3 separate regions of the Homo sapiens genome follow, and all the other regions are linked to region 2. Evidence: read pairs that join two places in POLR2A ChIA-PET (ENCODE). Cell type or tissue: GM12878. All regions are shown on one strand.

The links. Peaks named below come from ENCODE experiments on the same cell type or tissue, not always from the same donor. Only the 100,000 strongest peaks of a DNase experiment are listed, where the experiment ranks them.
Region 1: POLR2A ChIA-PET joins it to region 2 with 6 read pairs; 7 of 35 experiments call an interaction of 5 or more read pairs at or near these places.
Region 3: POLR2A ChIA-PET joins it to region 2 with 6 read pairs; 3 of 35 experiments call an interaction of 5 or more read pairs at or near these places.

The regions. Positions count from the first base shown.
Region 1 is chr19:18,216,647-18,220,646 of GRCh38, forward strand. PDE4C (phosphodiesterase 4C) reads right to left here. Exons shown (of 15, transcript NM_001098818.4): 6 at 3,757-3,869; 7 at 3,580-3,673; 8 at 2,588-2,751; 9 at 2,294-2,392; 10 at 1,688-1,852; 11 at 1,503-1,602; 12 at 95-249. Among named protein-coding and RNA genes, the nearest start is that of PDE4C, 7.8 kb to the right of the region's middle. RefSeq lists an enhancer at 2,643-3,842. In GM12878, no CTCF peak of the experiment used is centred here; no DNase peak of the experiment used is centred here.
Region 2 is chr19:18,089,201-18,093,200 of GRCh38, forward strand. It overlaps a transcript of IL12RB1 not described here. Among named protein-coding and RNA genes, the nearest start is that of IL12RB1, 4.3 kb to the left of the region's middle. In GM12878, no CTCF peak of the experiment used is centred here; DNase peaks (open chromatin) are centred at 42 and 2,181; H3K4me3 peaks cover 976 bases; H3K27ac peaks cover 2,754 bases.
Region 3 is chr19:18,227,067-18,231,066 of GRCh38, forward strand. It overlaps a transcript of PDE4C not described here. Among named protein-coding and RNA genes, the nearest start is that of PDE4C, 2.6 kb to the left of the region's middle. In GM12878, a CTCF peak has its summit at 2,560; no DNase peak of the experiment used is centred here; H3K27me3 peaks cover 182 bases.

The DNA of each region.
Region 1 (4,000 bases), 130 kb after region 2:
CCATGCCAATATCACCCCACCCTGCTGTCTGCAGATGAGAAGGATGCCCCGCTCCCCTCTGCCCCTCCCGCCCCGCTTACTGCCCTGGCCTCACCATGTCAATGACCATCCTGCGCAGACTCAGTCGCTGCTTGGCGCTGAGGTTCTGGAAGATATCGCAGTTCTCTGCCTGCAGCAGCTTGAAGCCCACAGCCAGGTGATGGTTCTCCAGCACCGAGGCGTCGTTGTACATAAGCGCCAGCTCTGAGTCTGTGAGGGTATGGGACTGAGAGCCCCAAGATCCACCCGCCCCACCCACTCTACCCAAAAGCAGCTTTTGGAAATCCTTAGCAAACTCCTACCCATGCGTTGAAGGCCCAACTCTAGCATGCCCTCCTGTAAGAAACCATCCAGGTCCCTGGCGCTTCCCTGACTGCAGGGCTAGGGTTGTCTGTGTTTGGCTCTGCCTACCCAAGACTGGGAAGGCTCCTCATGGACCCCCTATGGCCAGTGACAGTGAGTACTCAGTAATGTTTTTTTTTTTTCTTTTTCTTTTTTAGAGACAGGGTCTTGCTGTCACCCAGGCTGGAGTGCAGTGGTGCAATCACGGTTCCCTGCAGCCTCAACCTCCTGGCCTCAAGTGATCCTCCCATCTCAGCCTCCTGAGTAGTTGGGATTACAGGTGTGTGCCACCACCCTTGACTAATTTTTGTTATTTTTTTGAGAGACAGGGTCTCACTGTATTGCCCAGGCTGGTCTCGAACTCCTGGCTTCAAGCAATCCTCCCACTTCGGCCTCCCACAATGTTGGGATTACAGGTGTGAGCCATGGCACCCAGTCTCTGGACTCTAGGTCCTTTTGAGTGAGGGGCCTCCACTCTCACCCCCAGCACTCCAGGGCTTGTACACAAAAGGTGCCCAATAATTGCCTGTCAACTGAGTTTTTCAGATTCCTCATAGGATCCTAAACTTTAAGATCTTGGTGGAACTGTCTGGGCGCGGTGGCTCGTGCCTGTAATCCCAGCACTTTGGGAGGCTGAGGCAGACAGATCGCTTGAGGCCAGGAGTTTGAGACCAGCCTGGGTAACAGAGCGAAACCCTGTCTCTACGAAAAATACAAAAATTAGCCAGGCATGGTAGTGTGTGCCTGTAATCCCAGCTACTCGGGAGGCTGAGGCTAGACAATCGCTTGAACCTGGGAGGTAGAGGTTGCAGTGAGCCGAAATCGCGCCACTGCACTCCAGCCTGGGTGACAGAGCAAGACACTGTCTTTAAAAATAAATAAATAAAGGTCTTGGTGGAACCAGATCAGCTCTGCCACAGCTCATTATTCTGTCATTTGTTGGCACCTACTGTGTACCCAGACCTGCTCCAAGACCCTGAAGGGAGGGAAAACTGTCATAGTCATTTCATAGACAGGGAGACTGGGCTCAGGGCAGATGGGAACCCCCTGAGATCACCTGGTGGACAGGGTGGAGGCAGGGTCCACCTCTTCTCCTGCACCCACTTCCCACTCCTACTTACTGGTGTTAATCAGAAACTGGTTGGAGACCCCAGGATGGTCCACGTCGTGGATGGCGCTTGCAAAGAGGGCAGCCAGGATTTCCAAGTCTGTGAACACAGCCTGAGCAGGCAGAGGGCACAGGCGGTGAGGGGCGGGTTCTCTGGGCCCTGCACCCGCCCACCTGCCTGCAGTCATGGCGCAGTACCTCGAGGGCGGGCGTAGCCAGCAGCACATGCGTGGACTGGGCCACGTCGGCGGCATGTAGGCTGTTGTGGTAGGCCACATTGGCGTGGTAGTGACCTTCCAGCATCAGCAGGTAGGTGGCCAGTGTGTCTGCTGGGATCTGGAATGTCTTCAGCAGGTCCCGCTCCTGGTCCATCACAGACCCTGGCTCAGGGCCTTGGCCTTGGGGCTGCAGCACACGCTGTTCCTACCCCTCTCTTCTGAACTCCTATCTATGCCTCAAGCACCTGCTCCTCTGAGATGCCCTCTGTGCTCTCCTGAACTCCTCCACTCTGTGTTATTTGGTGGTCCATCCCTGACCCTACAGGACTGGGGGTGTCTCTGTCCAGCTCTTCTCTCCAGATTTCTCTCCTCTTCAGGGCCAGGGGCCGGGCCAGGGCTGAGGCTTCTGGACAACAAACTGTTCATCTGAGTGAACTCCTATTCATCCTTCAATACCCTGCTCAAATTATCCCCTTCAGAAATGTCAGGGAGGATTTGAAAAATGAGTGTCCCTGAGGTCTGTGGTAGGAAGCAGTGAGGGAAACCCCAGGAGTTTTTCCTTGGAAGCCAAGGGCAGGGTAGGTACCTGAAAAATGCTGAATATGATAGCTGTGAGGGGCCGGTTCCCACTTAGCTCCGCCACCTTGAACACATCAAGTCCCCACTTGTTGGTGTCTTCTAGCTCCTAAGATATGAAGGGCTGAAGCTTAATTAACCCCAGCCCAACTTCCCCAGACTCTAGAGCCTCCATCCTCCCACCCCAGGTTCCACAGTGAGCCCCAACTGCCCAGTATATAGGTGGGCAAACAGGCCCGAGATAGGGCATCCAGACAGAGCCAGGGACCAAACCTTGATCTTGGCATTGTGGTTGGGGACCCACCTTGGCCAGTTGCTCCTCCTGGTCAGTCTGGACCCCAAAGCGTGGGACAGTGGCTGAGGAGAGGCTGGCACTGTGGCAGAGCCCATGTAGGCCACTGATCCGGGACATGGGCTGTGGGGCCTCCTCAGCGGTCACCTTGGGCAGCTCCACCTCGGTCTGCTGGTCTGCGGATGGGCCAGGGTGAAGCTCAGAGAAGCCGATTTCACCTGCTGGGGCCTGGCCTCAGGACCTGAATTTTGCCAAACCCCAGAATCAACCTATTTCCCTTTCTACAGGAACCAAAGTAAGTTCGGAGTAAAGACCCTGTCGGCCGGACGCAGTGGCTCACGCCTGTAATCCCAGTGCTTTGGGAGGTCGAGGTGGGCAGATCACTTGAGGTCAGGAGTTCGAGACCAGTCTGAGCAATACGGTGAAACCCCATCGCTACTAAAAATACAAAAATTAGTCACGTATGGTGGCAGGCACCTGTAACCCCAGCTACTCAGGAGGCTGAGGTGGGAGAATTGCTTGAACCCAGGAGGCGGAGGTTGCAGTGGCTGAGATTGCACCACTGCACTCCCGCCTAGGCAACAAAGTGAAACTCTGTATCAAAAAAAAAAAAAAGATCCTGTCTTGCCTGTAGCTACCTACCCCTCTCCTCTGTTCACAGCTGATCTCAGTAAACCCTTCTGCTAGGCTTGGCCCCTGGGTGCCTGGGGCTCAGCATTTTCCCCCAAACAGCCTAATGTCCTTTCCGTCTCCCAAGCTAGTGTCTGGTTCCCTCCATCTCCTCCTAGGCAAATTTCTACTCATGCTTCAAAACCGTAGCTTTAATGTCCCCTGCTCCTGGAAGTTCCCCTTGTTCCTCCCTCTGATCCAGCCCTGACTCATGGGGGCTGAAGGTGTCTGTGTCTGGCTGTATCTCCCCCAGACTGAGGTCTATCATAGGAATCTTTCTTTTGTTTCTTAGTACTCCTAAAATGTCGTCCAGGCAGTGACTCAACAAAGCTCACCCAGGAAGGTCCGGGAGATGTACTCGGACACCTGGTTCCCGGAGCGGCTGGTTTCGGACAGGTGGGTCAACTCCCGGTTCAGGATCCGCTTGAACTGGGGCGGAGAGAAGGTGAAGACCGTGATGATGGGGCACCGTGGGCCGAGGCAGGTGAGCTCAGCGATCTGCCCCACCTCACCTTGTTGGAGGCCATCTCCCCCACCGAGTGCCGGGTCTGCAGCGTCTCCAACTGATCCAGGCACCAGTCCAGCTCGTCTAGCGTCTCCAATGCCAGCTTCTGCCCCGTGTCCTCTGGGAGCCGAGGCAGTCAGGGGCCTGCCCAACCCCCCCGCTCAGGGACCCCACGCCTCTCGCGACTTCGTCTCTTCATCTGGACCCTGAAACTGTTCCCACGGGGGCCACCCAGGACTCCTGGACCCAAG
Region 2 (4,000 bases):
GGAGTGAGAAGTGACTGCTGATGTATGCGGGGTTTCCTTTTGGGGTGATGCAAATGTTCTGGAACCAGATAGAGGTGGTGGTTGCACAACACTGAATGTGCTAAATGTCACTGAATCGTTTGCTTTAAAATGATGAATTTCCGGCCCGGGCGCGGTGGCTCACTCCTGCAATCCCAGCACTTGGGAGGCCGAGCCAGGTGGATCATTTGAGGTCAGGAGTTCGAGACCAGCCTGGACAACACAGTGAAACCCAGTCTCTACTAAAAATACAAAAATTAGCTGGGCGTGATGGCATGCACCTGTAATCCCAGCTACTCAGGAGGCTGAGGCAGGAGAATCGCTTGAACCCGGGAGGCAGAGGTTGCAGTGAGCCGAGATCACACCACTGCACTCCCACCTGGGTGAGAGAGTGAGACTATGTCTCAAAAAAAAAAAAAAAGATGAATTTTAGGTTACGTGAGATGCATCTACAGAAAAAAGAAATATTCTTAGAGTCCAGGGGCACTGAGGAGGGAGAAGGAGAGGGTCTCTCCTGGGGATGAGCATCTGTGGAAACTGAGGCCCAAGTGGCCAGGGTTGTGCAATGCGGTTCAGCTTCCTGGGAGGAGGTCCCTCCTTCAAGAAGCCTGGCTCCGAGGGGCAGCTGAGCTGGCCAGGGTCAGGCGCCCAGCAGGCTATGAGGTCAGTGAGTTAGGGACAAAGACTCAGTGTCCTGGGCCTGGCACAGTGGGGACGGGGGCCCTGTGACCCCATACAGGACAGCCTTCTCTGGCCCCGGGGCCCAGGCCAGGGTCAGCTGGGGGATGGATGTGTGAGGCCTGGGGGAGGGGCAGAGACAGAGAAAGGGACAGAGATAGAGAGATACATAAAGATGGAGGAGGCCAGGCAGGGTGGATTATGCCTGTAATCCAGCACTTTGTGAGGCCAAGGCAGGAGGATTGCTGTAGGCTAGGAGTTCAAGAGCAGCCTGGGCAACATGGTGAGACTCCATCTCTACAAAAAATAATTTGCTGGGCATGGTGGCAGGTGCCTGTAGTCCCAGCTACCTGGGAGGCTGAGGCTTAAGCCAGGGAGGTCGAGACTGCAGTGAGCTCTAATTGCGCCACTGCACTCCAGCCTGGGCCACAGAGCAAGACCCTGCTCAAAAAATAACAAGAAAGGTGGAGGAAATAGGTAGAGATCAGAGGAAAGTCATGGCCCCCTCCTGACCATCCTGAGACCCTCCCAACTCCACCAATTCCTGGAGAGTCCCTCACTTGCCTTATTTCACAGATTGGGAAACTGAGTCCAGGGGCACTCAGACCACCTGAGGCCCCAGCTGGAGATGAAGAGATGGATTCAAACCACCCCTTGTGGAGTATAGTTTTGCCCCTTCCAGAGTGGAGACCGTGCCTCAGGGCTTCCCCCACCCGCACCAAGGTTGGCCCTCTCAGGCCTCATCTTTCCCACCTGCAAAATGGGCTTTTGTGAGTATGAAGGAGGGCTTGGCTTGCAGTGAGCGCTGTCCACCCGCTGGCCAGTGTGATTAGTCATTGTTGTTGTTCCCCAGTGGCCTCTGCCTGGCAGCTGCTGGAAAAACATCGAGGGAGGGAGATACAGGGCTGGGGAGGTGAAAAGCTGGACACAGACGCCCCTAGCCCCTTGGGATCAGGAACAGATGGAGGCCGGGTGCCCTGAAGTGGAGCAGGGAGGACTGCCTGGAGGAGGGACACTTGAGCTAGAATGTATAGAATTACAGGGCATCTCCGGCAGAGGCCACAGCAGAGGCAAAAGTCCAGAGGAGGTGCTTTGGGGACCACCAAGATGGACACAGTGGGTCTGGGTTTCTGTGGGGTGATGGGCTGGGGCCTCGAGCGCCAGGCTAAAGGGCCTGGCTTTCTCCGAGGGCGGTAGGGAGCCATGGCAGGTGTGTGAGCTGGAGGGGTACCCCAGACAAAGGTGAAGTGGTATTTCTCCCCTTATTGAAGTCACAACCTGACACTCCCTCTGAAGTTCCCCACATCCCACCTTCCCCTTGCCACATCTTGGCAAGCCCACCTCCTTCCCTCCGTCTCTAGGCCTGCCAAGAGGCCCTGTGGGCCCCTTATGGCCCCACCCAGCTGCCCCAGAAGCTCGTCTGAGATAAGTTCCCAGGGCTGCCCCACTTTCAGGTGCCCCACAGACTCGGGGGCGGGTGAAGCAGGAAGGATCGAGTCACGAGGGCCCCAGAAAACATGACGGGAGGAACCACAGCACTTCCCCACCTCCTCAGCTTCCGCCTTCTCAGGGAGAGAGACCTTCAGCCCGAGGAGGAGGGCCGAGCTTCCCTCCATGTGGCAAGAGACCCTAACGTCGCTGAGGATCATCTAAAGAGGGTGTTGAAGGATGCATAGGAGTTAGCCAGGAGACAACCCATTTGTTAATTTAACAAACTCATAGGCATCACTCATCAACAAGAACAATTTTCATCATTCAATCAGGACTTTCTAATGCCTCTGAGGGATCATTTGAGGATGTTTAATTATTATTTTTATTTGAGACAGGGTCTCACTCTGTTACCCAGGCTGGAGTGCAGTGACACAATCATAGCTCACTGCAGCCTCAACCTCCCAGTTTCAAGCTATCCTTCTACCTCAGCCTCTGATATAGCTGAGACACAGGCCAATGCCACCATGATGCCTGGCTTTTCTTTTTTTTTTTTTTTTTTTTACTTTTGAGACAGAGTCTTGCTCAGTCACCCAGGCTGGAGTGCAGTGGTGCGATTTCAGCTCACTATAACCTCCGCCTCCTGAGTTTAAGCAATTCTCCTGCCTCAGCCTCCTGAGTAGCTGGGATTACAGACATGCACCACCACACCCAGCTAATTTTTGTATTTGTAGTAGAGATGGGGTTTCACCATGTTGTCCAGGCTGGTCTCAAATGCCTGACCTTAAGTGATCTGCTGGCCTCGGCCTCCCAAAGGGCTGGGATTACCGGCGTAAGCCACCGCCCCTCGACCATCCAGCTTTTTTTTTTTTTTTTTCAGTTTTTGGTAGAAATGTGGTCTCATGCCTGTATCCCAGCACTTTGGGAAGGCCGAGGTGGGCAGATCACTTGAGGTCAGGAATTCGAGACTAGCCTGACCAACATGGAGAAACCCCGTCTCTACTAAAAATACAAAATTAGCCGGGCATGGTGGCTCCTGTCTGTAATCCCAGCTACTTGGGAGGCTGAGGCAAGAGAATCACTTGAACCTGGTAAGCGGGGTTTGCGGTGAGCCAAGATCGTGCCATTGCACTCCAGCCTGGGCAACAAGAGTGAAATTCTGTCTCAAAAAAATAAAATAAAATAAAAATACAAAATTAGCCAGGCATGGTGGCACGCGCCTGTAATCCTAGCTACTCAGGAGGCTGAGGCAGGAGAATCGCTTGAACCTGGTAGGCGGAGGTTGCAGTGAGCTGAGATTGTGCCACTGCACCCCAGCCTAGGAGACAAGAGCAAAACTCTGTCTGAAAAAAAAAAAAAAAAAGAAATGTGGTCTCACTATGTTGCCTAGGCTGGTCTCAAACTCCTGGTCTCAAGGGATCCTCCCACCTCAGCCTCCCAAAGTGCTGGGATTACAGGCATGAGCCACCGCTCCCAAACAGATTAGAGGATGTTTTAAGGAAGACTCAGGAGGTTACCAAGAAAAAAGTTCATTCAACCACCACACTTCCTGATGTCCCTTATAGAGACATGTGAGGAGAGTTTTGATGGGTACATAGAAGCTCACAAGAATAAAATGTATTTGTTCATTCAATACAAGGTCCTCTGATACTTCTCAAAGAGAATTTGAAGTGGATTTTGAAGAATATATAGATGTTAGGCCGGGCACAGTGGCTCATGCCTGTAATCCTAGCACTTTGGGAGGCTGAGGTGGGTGGATCGCCTGAGGTCAGGAGTTTGAGACCAGCCTGGCAAACATGGTGAAACCCTGTCTCCACTAAAAATACAAAGATTAGCCGGGTGTGGTGGCAGGTGCCTGTAATTCCAGCTACTCGGG
Region 3 (4,000 bases), 140 kb after region 2:
CTTGCCTTCCATTATTGAGGGCATCACCGAGGTATAGAGTTTGCCAATGTCCGATCCCACGCAATGTTTCTAATCCTCCTCTGCCCATTTTCCAGATGGAGAAACTGAGGCCTAGTGCCATCAAACAGCGCACCAGAAACTACAAACCCTTAATCCTTTGCCAAGTGGGGAAACTGAGGCTTCCATGGACGCGGTCACGGGCATGGGTCTTTGTTGCAGAAAGCGAGACCCAAACTCAGGGCCCCCTCTCCCAGCACCCCTCCACGCAACTCCCCACGTGATCCCCCACCTGCTCTGACATTCCCCAGGCCCTGTCTCTGGATGCCTTCACCTCTCCTGCTGTCTCCTCCTAGACAAACATCCGCACATCACCTCTGCCAAGTCTTCTGTCCTGCGAAACCTCAGCCGCCCACCCCTGCCATCAGAGGGACCTCACTGTCCCAGGACTGGGGGGGGCCTCTGGTGTCTGGGAGGATTCCCAGAGTCTGTACCAGGTGCTCTACCCTCAGAATGCTGGAGTCAGGCTGGCCTTGTTCCACTTTACAGAAAAGGAAACCAAGGCTTAGCATGTGTCACACAAGGAGGAGGGACCTAGAAACAGCCATGTCACAGGCAGAGGCCCAGGGGACCTCCCAGCAACTGAGGCCTGACCGTGCCCCTTGCTGTGGAATGACCTCTGTCTCTCAGCCTGGGCCTTCCCCCCGGGGCGGCTGCCTCAGTCTTGGTGTCCCCAGACATGGTACCCATGTTTCTGGCAGTCCTGGAGAAGCCCATTGATCAGGGATCCCACAGGAGATCCTGAGGCAACCATGCTAAGGCCAGATACATGAGAGTCTCCCCATTCTACAGATGAGAAAACAGAGGCTCAGAGGAGGAGTCACACAGCCCAGAAAAACAGAGAGCCTCAGGTATCTGGCCAGGAAGCCCCCCTAACCCCCGCAGTCTTGCAACCAGACACCTGGCGGGAACCAGACCTCGCTGTCCCCAAGACAAAAATACCATCGTTGTCTGCTGGGGCCAGACCTAATTATAGCCATCCCTAGGGGACACATGCTGCTAGGATTGGCCTTGTGGGGACACTGGAGCCAAGGTCTCAGCAGTCTTGACACCACCTCCCCGCCACTGTGAGAGAAGTGACAATAGTTACATGTCCCCAAGGAGAAACCGAGGCACAGAGATTCAGCCCCTCCCCCAAAATCACAGACATAAAATAGGAGGCTAAGACTAAACAAAATTATGTAAACTGAGTGCTTCAAAAACATGCAGCACTCAGCCAACAGCAGTGAAGGGAAAAGTCATTGGATTTTCAGACGAAACCTACAAAGTGTGGACTACTATTCCCATTTCGAGGATGGGGCTACTGAGGCACAGAAAGGCACAGTCATTTGCCTAAGGACACACAGCCATAAGGTGCAAGACTGGGGTCATTTGAACCCGGACAGGTAGTGTTCTTCCCAGCCTGGGTCCTCCCGCACTGGATGCGTTAACTCATTTCATCCCCTCTGTAGTCCCAGGGGCGAGTCTCACATTAATATTTTATCAATAGGTTTACTATTAATGTTTCATCCATATATTTAATTTTAAATATTTTATTAACAGTTCTAACAGGAAGGTGTTAATTAATAGCTGTTCGGATGGAGAAAGAGTCACAGCAAGGGGTGGCCACAGAGCCAGGACTCAGCATTCACAGCCTGGCTCCTACCAGGCCCTGGGAGGCTCTCCAAGCCCCGCTGGGTAAGGGACAAAAGCTGAAAGAGGTTTGGACAGAAGCACCCCTACCCTGACTCCATCCCTGCATTACTGCATCTCCTGTAGAGGTGCCCAGTAGTCTCTGGTGCCTTTATTTATTTTATTTTATTTTATTTACATATTATTATTATTTTTTGAGAACAGAGTTTTGCTCCTGTTGCCCAGGCTGGAGTGCAATGGCACAATCTCGGCTCACTGAAACCTCCGCTTCCTGGGTTCAAGCAATTCTCCTGCCTCAGCCTCCCAAGTAGCTGGGATTACAGGCATGTGCCACCATGCCAAGCTAATTTTTTTTTTTTTTTTTTTTTGTATTTAGTAGAGACGAGGTTTCACTATATTGGTCAGGCTGGTCTCGAACTCCTGACTTCAGGTGATCACCTGCCTCAGCCTCCCAAAGTGCTGGGATTACAGGCGTGAGCCACTGTCCCTGGCCTTACTTTTTTGAGACACAGTTTCACTCTGTCGCCCAGGGTGGAGTGCAGTGGCGCAATCTTGGCTCACTGCAACCTCTGCCTCCTGGGTTCAAGTGATTCTCCTGCCTCAACCTCCCAAGTAGCTGGGATTACAGGCATCTGCCACCACGCCCAACTAATTTTGGTATTTTTAGTAGAGACGGGGTTTCACCATGTTGGCCAGGCTGGTCTTGAACTCCTGACCTCAGGTGATCCGTCTGCCTCAGTCTCCCAAAGTACTGGGATTACAGGTGTGAGCCACTGCGCCCATTCTGATGCCTTTAGCACAGCACTGCCTCAGTTTCCCTCATTTGAATGTTCCCTTCTCTGGGCAGGCACTTTTCTCCACTGCCACCAGGTGGCCCCAGAGAGATTTTTTTAAATGGGTGTTTTTGACCATTTTACAGATGAGTAAACTGAGACGTGGAGAGGGGAGATGACTTGCCCAAGTCCCCACGGAGGAGTCAAGCAGAATGAGCAGGGTGGGGGCCAGGTCACATGTGTAGATGTTCGCATGGGTCAAATCACACACTCCTTTGCTGCAGACCCTCCCATGGCCCCCCATTGCCCTCAGATCTGAATTCACACCTCCCAGAGGTCCCATGTGGCCCATCCCCACCTCACTTCTCTTGGCTTACACTGTTCCAGTCTCTCCCCACTCCTCACTGTTCTCTGAATCAGCCAGGCTTATTTCCACCCCATGGCCCTCACCTGAATGCTTGTCGCCTGCTGATGCTTTGTCTTTTGGGTTACAGTTAGAGTCACCTCCTCCGAGAAGCCCTCCCTGACTAGCCAGGTAAATGCCTCAGAGCACCCTCCAGCCATGGATACAACTTCACATTTATTGTCATGATTATTTGCCTGTGAGTCCCTGGAGAGCAAGGCCAGGTCTGCCATGTTCCCTGCTGTTCCCTCAGTACTTGGCACTTAGTAGATGCTCAATAAATGCTTGTAGCGGCTGGGTGTGGTGGCTCATGCCTGCAATCCCAGCACTCTGGGAGGCCACGGTATGTGGATCACTTGAGGTCAAGAGTTTGAGACCAGTCTGGCCAACATGGCAAAACTGTCTCTACTAAAAATACAAATATTAGCCAGGCATGGTGGTGGGCACCTGTAATCCCAGCTACTGGGGAGGCTGAGGTAGGGGAATCGCTTGAACCCAGGAGGCAGAGGTTGCAGTGAGACAAGATTGTGCCACTGCACCCGGCCTGGGCAACAGAGTGAGAGACTCCATCTAAAAAATAATAAATAAATAAATGCTTGTAGCATAAACAGAGAGCCTCTCCTTCCATCCTCAAGCCACACTGATCCATTTTCAGCTCCTCACATGCCTGATCCTCTTGAGTCTGAGGCTTTGCACATTCTGTTCCTTCTACTTAGAATACCCTTCTTGCACTCACCCTAGCTGACCTCTTTCCTCCTGCAGGCTAAGCTTAAATGTCACTTCTCCCAAGCAGTCCTCCCTGACTCCCACCCCACTGCTGGGTCTGGAGCCTCCTCTGGGCTTGTTCTCTGACCTTTCCCTATCAACCTGTGCCTTCTCCACCTGGTATGAGTGTCTCCACCATCAGCCTTAGGGGACACAGCTTCTTATCCATGGTTGCGTCTCCAACACAGGGCCTGCCACCCAGTAGGTGCTTAAATGCCTTCTCAACAAAATGCTTAGACCCTCCCATACCCCTGTGATCCATCTGGGGCTGTGGGGAAGCACATTCCCCCAACAGTTTCTAGGGCTGAGTAAAGAGCCACAAGCTGGGGACCCAGTGTGTACCAGGCTCAGGCACAGAATATTCACCTCT